Linked DNA regions of Homo sapiens: region 1 is linked to region 2. The links are chromatin loops, found by intact Hi-C in ENCODE. Cell type or tissue: GM12878. All regions are shown on one strand. Each heading gives the region's core, and the rest is flanking DNA. Links, peaks and the distances in the headings are about the cores only.

Region 1 (2,925 bases), core at 190-2,689, 160 kb before region 2:
TTTCTGTTTATTTACCAAAAATATCAGCACAGTCCAAGACTCAATATTTAAAATGCATAAAACCTATGACGGAATTAAAACTCTTCCATATCAACAATTATAAAAAGGTTAATATGCTGGAAAAATGCTTTTGCAATGTGGTTTGAGTAAAGTCATTTTATTTTATATTATTGTAAGATAAAAGCATAAAACTGATGACATTTGACATTTAGGCTCTGAAGATGGGAAATATTACTAGATGAGTTTAAGGAGGTGATATCAGAGATTATATGACCAGGTTGAGAAAGAAGATTTGAATATTAACAATCCTTAGAAATTTCAAAAACATGTAGCCTGCTCTTCTAGTCCAGTTCATCTGGATGTGAGTTCAGTACTGCTCACAGCCAGCTGGATGTTCTTAGGAAAATCACAACTTTTCTGGGCATCTATTTCAATTGCCAAAGAAACACAAACCACCAGATTGTTGAGAGAATCCTGTAAGATACCTTGCTTAAACCAGTGTAAGTATTAGCTGGAAAACACTAGAAACAAAGGGCTGCTCAAGTGTCATAATCTGACTATATGACTGGTACACAGCCACTGCCCCAACACTCCCCGTGCTCACCCCACTGCTGGCCAACTTCGCCTCTCCCTTGGGACCCCTCCTATCTAATCAGTGTGCAGATCCAATACCCAATAATGATCAACCTTTTTTTTTATCACTCCTTTACAATAACGAGATATGCATAGTGACCTTCCCATGAATGATTGTCAACTGGTTAATAATCCACATGCAAGCACTTTTAATAGTTAGAAATGACATTTAATTATTAAATGTTATTTATGTTCGCAAACATATATCATTTTGAGGTTGCTTTCCCTTAGAAATGGATTATGTTCAATACCATTTTTATTCCAATAAACACAGGATGCATTAATGAAAAGGTACAAGGGCACAAGTCACACCTGCCAAAACCCAATTTCAGCCATATGCCAGATTTGGAGAGCACCATAGAGCTGCCAATACAACCCTTTAAGGAGCCAGATGCCACGGCTGGGGAAATACTTTTCAGTCCTGCTCATGTAATTCTTACATTACTAATTAGCCTTAGCCCACACAGAACTAAAATTAATCATGAGAAGCGGCAGCTTGACTCTTCCAGTTATGTTTCAGTTTCAGGCTGTTTGCTTTCACCTCTGCCGGTGCATCCTCTGTTTCTGACACTGTCTCCTGTTTGCCTCCTTTTGCTTGGTGTTCATGGGTGGAGCTCACTGAATGCCACTGGGATGGCAGTAGTCATTCCAAATGTTGCAAGTCCAAAACCCAACTCCTGATCCTACCCTCATTACAACCTAGTCCCTCTCACAGTAGATAACAGCTTTAACATTCCTGGTTTTCAGAGGCAATAAATCCTTTGAAGTGGTCTTGCTTACCCTTTCTCCCAGCCTCCCAGCCTGTCACCAACACATCTAAATGTTTTATTCTACAAAGCATCCTAGAAAGGGAAAAGTTCTTTTACCATTATCTCCTGTTTGGGTTACTGCAAGGGGCTCTTAAGGTTGTTTCTAGAGGCCACCCTCATGTTGTAGAAGCCCAAATTCAGGCTCCTGTATGGGATGTGTAGCTAATGCCAAACATGACACATAGGTGCTGAGAGATAGAGAAAGGTTTATTCAATTTGGCCAAAGCAAGAAGGCAGGATGGTGAGATCTCTCAAATATTTCTTAACAAACAGAAGACGGAAGTTTCCTTTCCTATTACAGGAAAGTTTCCTCCTATTTCTATACAATATATCCTATATACACTACCTATTGTGTTATTTTTTCAAAGTTGATCTACCTATATGTGTACTCTTTCAAAAGTGGTACTGAAACTAGAAATGGTTCTGTCTCAAAAGTAAATGAATTCTTAAGATAATTTTGAGGTGTAAAAATGGGGAAAAGATTAAATTGTTTCTTCTTACAAATGTGTTCAGAAAAACTGATTAATTCTAAATCAGCTCAATAATAGCAACTAGCTAATTCAAAGAATAATTGAGAACATTACGATAGATTAAAACTGAATATTCGTGCAATATATACTTATTTAGACAGTTGGTTAAAAGAAAATATGGAATGTGAATGTTGAGTGTTAGTACTAGGCATGCTTCTTTGAAAAGTCCTTTTCTCCAGTAACTGATATTTACTGTAGGAACCCCAACACAAAATACCAGGAGAGGGTTTGTGGGGTGGTGAGTTGTGTCCAAGTTAAAGAACTTGGTCAACAGGGACAAGCAGAAGAGGTCATACCAAGAACGCTTTAACTTCCCACCAGTGCTTGAGCCTATATCAAACATTCAATCAAGGAATATGTCTTAAACCCCTCCTATGACAGAGGAACAATTATTTTTCATTACAAGGCTCAGTTTTTTCCTAAACAATAACACCAAACTGGCACTGTCTAAAATGACTTTACACAACATAAACATTATTAATTTGTAAAAGCAGTTCTGCTATTTCTTCTGAGGATTTATAGAATTGCTGTTTTACATGGCCAATGAATCCTGCAAATCAAAATAGAAGTACTTGAAATGCTAATGTTTTTCTGTATTCCTGATTAAGTCAATCAGATTAATTTTGTACTTATTTGCAATTTATAGCAAAATCTGTATTCATTTTTACCACTCAGTCTACTTGGCACAGTTGCTAAACATTCCTATCAATATTGCAGACAAGATGGAGCACCTGATTAATACAAATGCCTAAACATAGTTGCCTGATTTTGGCTAATTTATCTTGTATTGACAAAATCAAAAGTAGTTAAGAAATAAGCACACAAAATGTTACTCACCATCTTGTAAATGTCAACCTTATTGGGAGGCAATATTATGTGTGGAATGCTTGCCTCATTTAAATTTCCCAGCATAATTGAAAATATGTTTTAATAAATCTTACATAGTAAAAATA
Region 2 (2,925 bases), core at 293-2,792:
ACTGTGGCCTCAAGATGGTATATACATTTCTGTAACTCATTGGGAAGCTGGTCTTCATTCTTAAGGCTCCCACGTATAGAAGTTAAATAAATGTTTATGTCTCTTCTCCTATTAATCAATGTGCCTCATGCCAGTGACTTTTCGGTGAACCTTTCAGGGACTATGTGGTCAGGTAAGACCTCATGAAGATGTATTATTTGAGTTGAAAATAAAAAGATGAAGTGCAAGCCCTCCTTCAGTGTGCTGGGAAAAGCACTCTTAGCGGAGGGAAAGGCAAGTCCAAATGCCCTGATGGGAAAGGTGCTGTGTTTAAGATGCAAAAAATCCTATGACTGGAGGCTTGTGCTAGAGGTGGACGATCATGTATTTTAAGGCCAAAAATCTAGTCAGGGTCAAAAATCATAAGAATTGTTAGTTTTTAATCAGAGATTCTGATTTTATTGGAAGGGCAGTAGAAAGCCATTGAGGGATTTTTAGCAGACAAATTAAATAATCTCATTTGTGTTTTAAAAAGCTCATATTGGCTGAGAAATAGATAATGGATTAGAAAGAAAAGTAAACACAAAAGTAAATATATTACCAAGCCTTGCATGATGGGACACAGAGTTACATTATCTAGATGGTATTTCTAAAACAATATTGCATTGGGCAGCTGGTGACTCTCAGGGGATGGATGGCAGAAAGTATTAATAGAAGCACCTTCAGGATCTAAAGGACATAGGCTGGTGGTCCCAACAAACACCATGATTTACCAGTTTGATTCCTGCAGTAACCAAACAGATCCCAACGGAAGATATTAAGCTGCCACTACAAAGTACAAAGTAATAGTAGCCACAATTGCAGCCACCATGCCAAATATGGAATCCTTGCAAAAGCACATTAGCTTGGTCTAAGGTACCTATAATTGGCCATTGATTTATTGAATACACTCTTTTCTATTCTTAGCAGAAAAAGCAGTTCTGAAAAAATTCACATTCACAAGGCAGGAACGACAGCAAATGTTTCAAGTTTTGTCCCACAATTATGTTAACTGCCCCCAACCTCTGTTAAAATATAGTCCAAGGAAATCTAGATTATCTATGCATCTCACTCAACATCACATGATCCACTCCATCAATGATATGATGCTAACTGAGGAATGAGTAAGAAATAACTAGTGTAATTGTGGCAGGCCAGGTCTCCATTAGCAACCAGGGCAGTCATCCTTCACCACCACCTTAGTGTAAATCTGATGAGTGTATAACTTAAGCATTAAAGAACTGGAGAAACTGGTGCCTTAGTACAAGGGTTAGAATGTAAAAACAAGTCCATTAAGACCCCACCTGGGCTTTCTCAGACATTAGAGTTTAATTAATAAAAGGAGGCATTCTTGCACACCTTGTACCAAGACCCACTTTAGATTACATAATTGTTCCTAGGCTCTGAAGTAATTTCCAGATCTGAACCCTAGTTAAAGATTAGACAGAGTGAAACACTTCAGTTTGTAGGTGCTTTCCCACACGTAGGCATATGGTTTGAATGTATTATAAGCACTGGAGAAAAACTTGTAACTTTGAGTTGGTCTGTTGAGTTATTCTGGTTTTCTCCCTGTAACTGGTTGCAGAAACTCCCTTCTTGCCCAGTCTGTTTGCATCTTATGATTGAACCATGAGAACAAGCAGCTGGACCCCAGTTCTGTCTGGGAACATAACAGCCTGACAGGTTCTTCTTGCCCACTGTTTCCAAAACAGCCAATACATTGAGCATAGCAGGTGTTGCAGCCCAGAGTTCCATAATCACAGGGCCAGCCAAGTGAGGAGAATGGGAGATAATTCTCAAATCTGCCTCCCTAAGAACTTGGAGGTGAGGTTTTTTTTAAGGACAGTTTGGTGGGCAAGGGGCTATGGAATTTGATTTGCTGCTTGGTTGGGGATGAAATCATACGGGCATCAAAATTGCCTTCGTGCACTGAGTCAGTTTCTGGGTTGTCACAGGAGCAGTTGAGTCAGTTTTTTGATATGGGTCATGAGCCTGGTTGGCATCTGTTGGCCCAAAGAATGCAAACTCTAAAAAATATTGCAAACACCAGTCAGGTTTTGCAATAGCAATGCTGTCTCTCGGGGCAATTAGGGAAGTTACAAATTTTGTGACCTCTGGCTACATGACTCCTGAGCAGTAAATCTATTAGGAGACAATGACTAGTTATTATTTAACTATGCCTAGCATTAGCAGAATTCAGGATCTTACTGTAATTCTAAAATTATGGCCTTTTATTAGCTTTACAAGGAGCGACTTCAGTACCTGAATAAGTGGGAGATTAGTTTTGGGAAGAGACTACTATCATTCTTGCTTTAAACTATAAACTAAATTCTTCCCATAGTTAGCTTGTCCTACATGTACGGATGGGCAAAGGCAGTTTGCTTGCGAGGTTAGAAACAAGACAGAGTCAGCTATGTTAGATTTATCTAACTGTTACAATTTTTGAAAGGCAATTTCAATGACATGTCAGAAACCTTAGTAAATGTGTGCACTTTTGAGTGAAGGAGATGAATCCTGCTAAGATTCAAGGGCCTCTCATCTCATTATAATTTTTAGGACACATAGGTTAGGTATATGATGGGACATCTTAGCCAATGTAAAAAGCAAATTATTGCATCTCTCACCTACCACCACAGAGAAGGAATCATTCTACCTGGTAGACTTCTTCAGGATCTGGAAACAGCGTTTTCTACACTCGAGAATATTGCTATGGCCTATAATTTAATCGTGCAGAAGGCTGGCAGATTTGAGGGTGACCCAGAACAGAAAAGGGCTCTTCAGAGATCTAGACTATGATGTAAGCAGCCCTGCCATGAGTGGGTTCTGTCCAGATTGAGTCCTAAGATTAAGCATCGCTTATATGGCACATGGTGTCAGATGAATGTATGTAGTCACATCAATGGCTAA

What was found. Peaks named below come from ENCODE experiments on the same cell type or tissue, not always from the same donor. Only the 100,000 strongest peaks of a DNase experiment are listed, where the experiment ranks them.
Region 1: a loop joins it to region 2, with 2.1 times the contacts of the local background. A loop is called at or near these places in 1 of 110 quality-filtered maps.

What each region holds. Positions count from the first base shown.
Region 1 is chr2:122,861,906-122,864,830 of GRCh38, reverse strand. No RefSeq gene overlaps it. Among named protein-coding and RNA genes, the nearest start is that of LINC01826, 210 kb to the left of the region's middle. In GM12878, for the core only: no CTCF peak of the experiment used is centred there; a DNase peak (open chromatin) is centred at 1,140.
Region 2 is chr2:122,706,017-122,708,941 of GRCh38, reverse strand. No RefSeq gene overlaps it. Among named protein-coding and RNA genes, the nearest start is that of LINC01826, 370 kb to the left of the region's middle. RefSeq lists an enhancer at 1,411-1,460. In GM12878, for the core only: no CTCF peak of the experiment used is centred there; a DNase peak (open chromatin) is centred at 1,541; H3K27ac peaks cover 1,530 bases.